Linked DNA regions of Homo sapiens: region 2 is linked to region 1. A link is a contact called in ENCODE Hi-C or POLR2A ChIA-PET data. All regions are on one chromosome and are shown on one strand. Each heading gives the region's core, a stretch centred on a gene start or an enhancer-like site at or near the end of the contact. The rest is flanking DNA. Distances are from core to core; before and after follow the strand shown. Region 1 holds the start of NFIA-AS1 (NFIA antisense RNA 1). Region 2 overlaps NFIA (nuclear factor I A).

Region 1 (2,843 bases), core at 288-2,787:
ATGAGGAGTTTCTTATAATTATTTCTAATTACTTTTTGATATTAGAAATTAGAGCTATACCAGAATGCTGGGAAAGATGTCTTTTTCAACATTGTATCACAGCATCAAGCATTATGCATCAAACATCAATTCCTACTCACAATATCCATTCAATGTATATTTGGATTATATTTTCTTTGGATAGACCCTCATAGTAGAAACTCTGTATTAACCAGCTTGCAAGATGAACCAAGACTTTTTGTTTTCTTTGTAATATACTGATTCCTTTGGCATGTTGAATTTTCATGGCCAACAGTTACCTACTACCACATCCTAGCACTATTGTTTTTACCAGTTGTGTGCTTACCACGTCAGTTGTGTTATTCCGGACCTGTTTATACTAGTCTTATTTGTATCACCATTGTGTAATTTAATTAAATTTATGTGAACCAATGGCATGCAAGTTCAAAATGGAAAAGTTTTATTTCTATGAAACTAACCCAGTGCCTTGGAAAGAATCAGTAAAGGCAAGCTACAAAAATTTCTGTCAGATTACATGTCAGTGAGATAACTACAGAAGATGAGAGAAGGTTGTAAAAATAAGAGTTTTGTTAGATTATTTTAGAAATATCTTTAAATTCTCCCACTACTTAAAGTAAATGGAACTGGAAATCTTTTATGATGCATTATAGATACGCATTATATAAGAAAGATGCTGTGGAGCTCCAATTATTAACAGACATTATTAAATTTAAATTTTTGCCTCTGCATAAAAAGATTGGCCAAAGAATGTACATACACATGCTCAAAGTTAAAATGTTTAAGGTGCATATGTCTCATTAATGAGTATCTTCTTCATCCATTTTTTCAAATTAACCAATCAACAACTGGCCCTAACAGTACTGGATAAGGTAACTTCTATTCTATTTTGTATTCCTACTCTTTACAGAGTTTTAGAGATGTTTTGTTTCCTACCTACCAAGGGAAAAAAAGGGAATTGGCAGATAGAGTTTATATCTTGGGATGAGATGTGTAAAGGGCCAGGACCTGAAATTACGTGAAGGTTGATATTCTGGGATTGGTAGTTTTGAAGTTCCATAAAGAAGTTCAGTCCAGCCATGTTCCAAATGCTCTGAGTATAGGCACTGGCTGGTAAGCTTAGTGGAGTGTTATACAACATGGAAGTCTAACTGGCAGTTCAATGTCCCAAAAGTTGGACAGAACCAAGAAATAGAGAACATAAGCAGATGACAGTAATCCAGGCAGAAGGTTAGTGTCAGAGAAGTCTGTCAGTGGGTCATAGGGCTCCACGTGCTAGCCTGGGTTTCCGTGCCAGAATTTTGTTCTTGGGAGGCAGGTAGGGAAAAGCAAGTCAACATCTCCAGTTCCAGATGAGCTAGGGCACTTGACCAAATACAGGTACAGAAGTTAGTCCTTGAGGTAGAGCTTACCTGTTGGAGAACATGGCAGAAATCATTGTACCAAAATTGGAGCACAGGTCAGAGGCTAAAGCATGGCTTACTGCTGTGGCTCATGGTGAACTTGAGCTTCTCATGGCCCCTCCTATCTCCTGAGGATGGCTGAGCTCACAGATGGGGACTGTTATGTAATCAGAGGTCAAGTGGTTTAGCTGGGGTGGCAGAGAGCCAGGTGAAGACTGAAAGTGTTCAAATAAGGAAGAGAACAGAATTGCTTTATGTCTGCCTTCATGAAGACAAACCCTAATAGCCAAAGGACTGAAAGTTTGCCCAAAGAGACCTCAATTTTTGAAAGGAAAATGCATCTTCTCCTTATGTTAGAATGACCACGTCTAAATAAAATAAACTCTTTTGCCTTTTGTTGTTACTTGTCTTGGTATCTACCATTGTTTGACACTAAAAAAAAATAAAGCAGTGACTAATTATTGGCTAATTTAATCTGTCATGATGGCATTTGTAATTCAGGTACATCCTTCATTAAAGCAAGTATAGGCATTATTATTTTTAAAACTTTTTTTTTCTATTTGGATTTCTTCTATTTTGTTTGATTATTTATTTTGTTGTTACTGGTGGTGGTGGTGTTTTACAGTGAGACATACTGGTTAGCTCAGCTAAGGTGTTTGAGTAAGACTTCATAAACATAAAGTACTTTGTGTGGGTTTGTTTTGTGTGTTCCATCTTACGTCATTTGTGGCACTGAAAATGAGATTGCAATTCCCAGAGTACTGGGATAGTTCATTCAGAGGTTAGCCCACCTAAGTTTATAGCAGTTGTCTGTAATAGAATTGTAACTAATTTCCACTGTTGTTTTTGGAGAAAACTGTAGACTATAATTATGTGTTAGCACTTTTTAAACAGCTCCCTGCATTGTCATATCATTTTAAATGGGCTCTGTTTTAAAATGACCTTTCATGTTTTGATTGCAAAAATATAGCTTACACAGGTCTGTAGTTAGCAAAATACAAGGATCCAGTAAATGATAGAGCATTGACACAACTCTAGAAGCATGTGTTAAACATCACTGGCACTGCCCTAGGTTTAAAGGGGAAGAAATAGGGAAGTAGAAATTCACTGTTCTTCAACACTCCTTCTGTTGGATAGGCAAGATTAGTACATAGAACAGTTATGGAGCCATGTGAAAAAAAATAGTAGTTATACAAATGTAAAATGCTACACATGAAGTATATTGCATTACCTTTTTGTGGCCTATGGAAAGAAGTCTCAGAGCACAGTAAGATTCAAGTACCATCTCCCAGAATTGGGGTCAGCAACACCATTTTATATTTTGGCAAATGCTACCCACTGTCTCCCAAACGGCAGATATCTGCATATAGTTAGTCATGTGGACACACCCTTCCTCTGCTACATTGCATTGCCATATTAGTA
Region 2 (2,805 bases), core at 187-2,686, 41 kb after region 1:
GGGGATGCTTACAGCAAAAGTTTTCTTCTAGCTGTCAGTTCCTGCACCTGCTGAGTTAGTTTACTTTATAGATCTTCCCCCAAGTCGTGCAATGCTCTTTTCCATGTCCTGTGCCCGTATGTTGGGTTGAGCACCTTCTCTGTATTTCTGTCTGATCTACCTGTAGAAATTATGTGTACAGCTGGCTTTGGTGAAGTTGTAGGAGGGCGAGTTTGGGCACTTCAGTAAAGTCTCAGAACATACTAACCGCATCACATTGATTTTAAACAACTCTGTTTTTAAGAGCACTTAGGTCACTCTGCCATGTTACCATTGCCCTCTCTTCCTCCCTCCCTCTCTTCTCTGAGCCTCTCCTTGTTCTTCTTTAGTTTTCCTTGAGCCTTGCAAATTTATGTTCTTGGGAATCTCCTTTGTAAATAAGAAATGTGCCATCAAGATATTTCCCAATCAATGGATTCTGGCACTCTTGACAAAATGATAGATGGAATTTGCAGTTTCTGTGTGTATGAGAGGGAAGATGCAAAGTCCTTGTTAAACAAAAGGAACATTATGGGTAAAGGCCTAGGGGCAGAAAGGACCCAGCATGTAAAGCTGCAGCTTGGCTAAGACATAGTGTTTCTGAACAGTTTCAAATACGCCAGTCATATCATGTTGAATTCTTGGATGGCCAGTCACCCAGCGTGTTTCCCTTGGAATGAAGCTTGCTGACTGACTGGCTGACAGCTAGAAAGCATCCATAAATGAGAGATGGAGATGAAATTAAAATGTGACTTCTTTGGCATCCACCTTTCGAACCTAGGCCTTCCCCACTTTACTCTAATTCAATTTAGTAGATGTTGGATGGAAACTAATACAGTTAAAAAGAACTTCATGTAATCTCACTAACATTCTTAGAACATGATGCTCAAGGTTTTCTGGTCAAGGATATTTGCATTTGCATTTATAGAATAGTTAAGAGCCAGAATTCTATGCATGTGAGAAGTCCTTGCTTTGAGAATGACATTTCCAAGCTGTCAAAATCTAATGTGCTCAAAGCTCAAACCAAAATTGCTTTTTATTCTGTAAATATTGAAGAGAAGGCTTAGAGTGGCACCAGTGAAGTTGCTAGCCAGGGTACTAGCCTACTGAGTTGGAATCAGAAAAAGTCCATTTGTTGAGTTTAAATTATAATACAATCCAAGCCTGAGGGATGCAGTGAAAAAGTATGACCAGTGGTCAGATTCCCACATTTTCCTGCTGACCACTTGGTCACTTTGACACAGTTTACTAGAGAAGTTTGATTTGCAGGTGTGTAAGCACAGTACATGCATCTTTGTTACTTGACTCTTCTCATCTCCAATTTCTTAATGCTTACATTGAACTACAAAAATCTTCACATGAAATCTTCCCATATTATATTCACTCATTCAACCAATATTTATTTATTAAACATCTGCTGTATGGCAGATACTGCTCCAGGCATTAGTCACAAGAGTGATGAAGCACAGAAAAGTAAAGTTTCATGCATCCAATAGCAGATTCATTGTAGAACTGAGAGCCTTGATGTTCGGTTCCTTGTCCAGCTTTCTTTCTCCTACATTTCTACTCTGCTTTTCTTACACTTGCTGTTTCACCAAAAAAAAAGTTACTTGAAAGGCGATTGAAATCATTCTTTTCATTTGCCAATAAGTTGTAAAGGTTATTGGAAAGTCATTTGTGTAGGATTTTGAATCAGTTTAACACAGTTTTCATATTACATTTATGTGTGTGATTTTCTGAATAATGCCTTTAAAGGCAGACATTAAGTGGATTGCGAACTCCATGAAAGCAAGGATTGTTTTTCTTTTTTACTCACTGTTTTCTCTTTAGCACAGTGCCTATCCCATAGTACATGTTCAATAAATATTTACTATAAATGCAGAACTAAATGCATTTCTTATGCTTCGCTATATCCCTGTTGTCTGGTGCAGTGTGTGCAGTGTGAGCTCTCTCTGAGTCTGTCGCTGGTAAGATGGTGAACAGTGCTGTCCGTATTCAGTGGACTTCTGTATAGAGCATGTCATTCCCAGTCTATCTCGATATTCAGTACTCGATATTCAGTACTTAAGTGTCCAGTCAAGCAGCTTGTAGTTTTCCTTGCTATGTTGGGGTGGGTACTCTGGTACCTGGAGGCCCCCTGGCTGCAGACACAGCAAGATGGTTTCGAGCAGGGTGTGAAATGTTTGCTGCCAGTGAGGGAGAAAGGTTTGCCTTGGCTAGGAGTAGCAGGATTTCAGGCTCCACATCTGGGTCTTCCGTCTACGTCACCACCACCATCCTCATATGCGCATAGCCATCAGCTGTCCTAAGTGCAGCACTCTGACAGAAAATTGTATACGAGGCAGAGGTGGCTGTAACTAGTCAAAGTGTGAGAGAAATACTCATTCCATGGCAAAGCTGACTGACATGAAGAGATCTTTGTGCTGAGAGAGATTCAGCAAAGGGAGGCCAGAGTAAACTAGGAGTGGGCTCCGGGTTAGAGTTGAAGCAAGAACCTGTATGAAAAGAAAGGCAATGTCCACCTCATATTTCCTAGCAGACATAAAAGACATGGTGTCTCTCTTGCTCAGTCTTTTTCATCATCTTACTGGGTTCAGAACATGGGTAAAGTTCGAAGTGGTACATTGGATAATTCTTTCGGGCAGAACTTTGTTGAAAGGAAGAGTGTGGTCGTCTAATTGGAGCTTGGCAAGTGCAAGGGTGGGAGAGAAAGGGAGACCCTACCTTGACTCCACCGCTCACCTGGCTGTGAAACGCTTTAAGAACAGAAACACTTACTAATTGTAA

The links. Hi-C counts contacts between places; a loop is a spot of excess contacts on that map. ChIA-PET counts read pairs that join two places held with the same protein, here RNA polymerase II (POLR2A). Pooled maps may share reads with other maps.
Region 2: a map of Right ventricle myocardium inferior shows a loop between it and region 1 (1.9-fold over the local background). The contact joins the enhancer-like site here to the promoter of NFIA-AS1 in region 1. A Hi-C loop is called at or near these places in 2 of 168 maps with a recorded cell type or tissue (Right ventricle myocardium inferior and aorta) and 1 of 50 pooled maps. POLR2A ChIA-PET finds 5 or more read pairs at or near these places in 13 of 52 experiments (CD8-positive, alpha-beta T cell, H1, MCF 10A and 9 more).

What each region holds. Positions count from the first base shown.
Region 1 is chr1:61,251,981-61,254,823 of GRCh38, forward strand. It overlaps NFIA-AS1 (NFIA antisense RNA 1), which reads right to left and starts at 1,538. Exons shown (of 4, transcript NR_104180.1): 1 at 1,431-1,538. All of the region lies in intron 2 of NFIA (nuclear factor I A), which reads left to right.
Region 2 is chr1:61,292,840-61,295,644 of GRCh38, forward strand. The region is part of intron 3 of NFIA (nuclear factor I A); the gene reads left to right. Among named protein-coding and RNA genes, the nearest start is that of NFIA-AS1, 41 kb to the left of the region's middle. Within about 2 kb of position 1,437, at least 3 of the 41 ENCODE cell types and tissues checked have a DNase peak (open chromatin) inside an H3K27ac peak, as active enhancers do.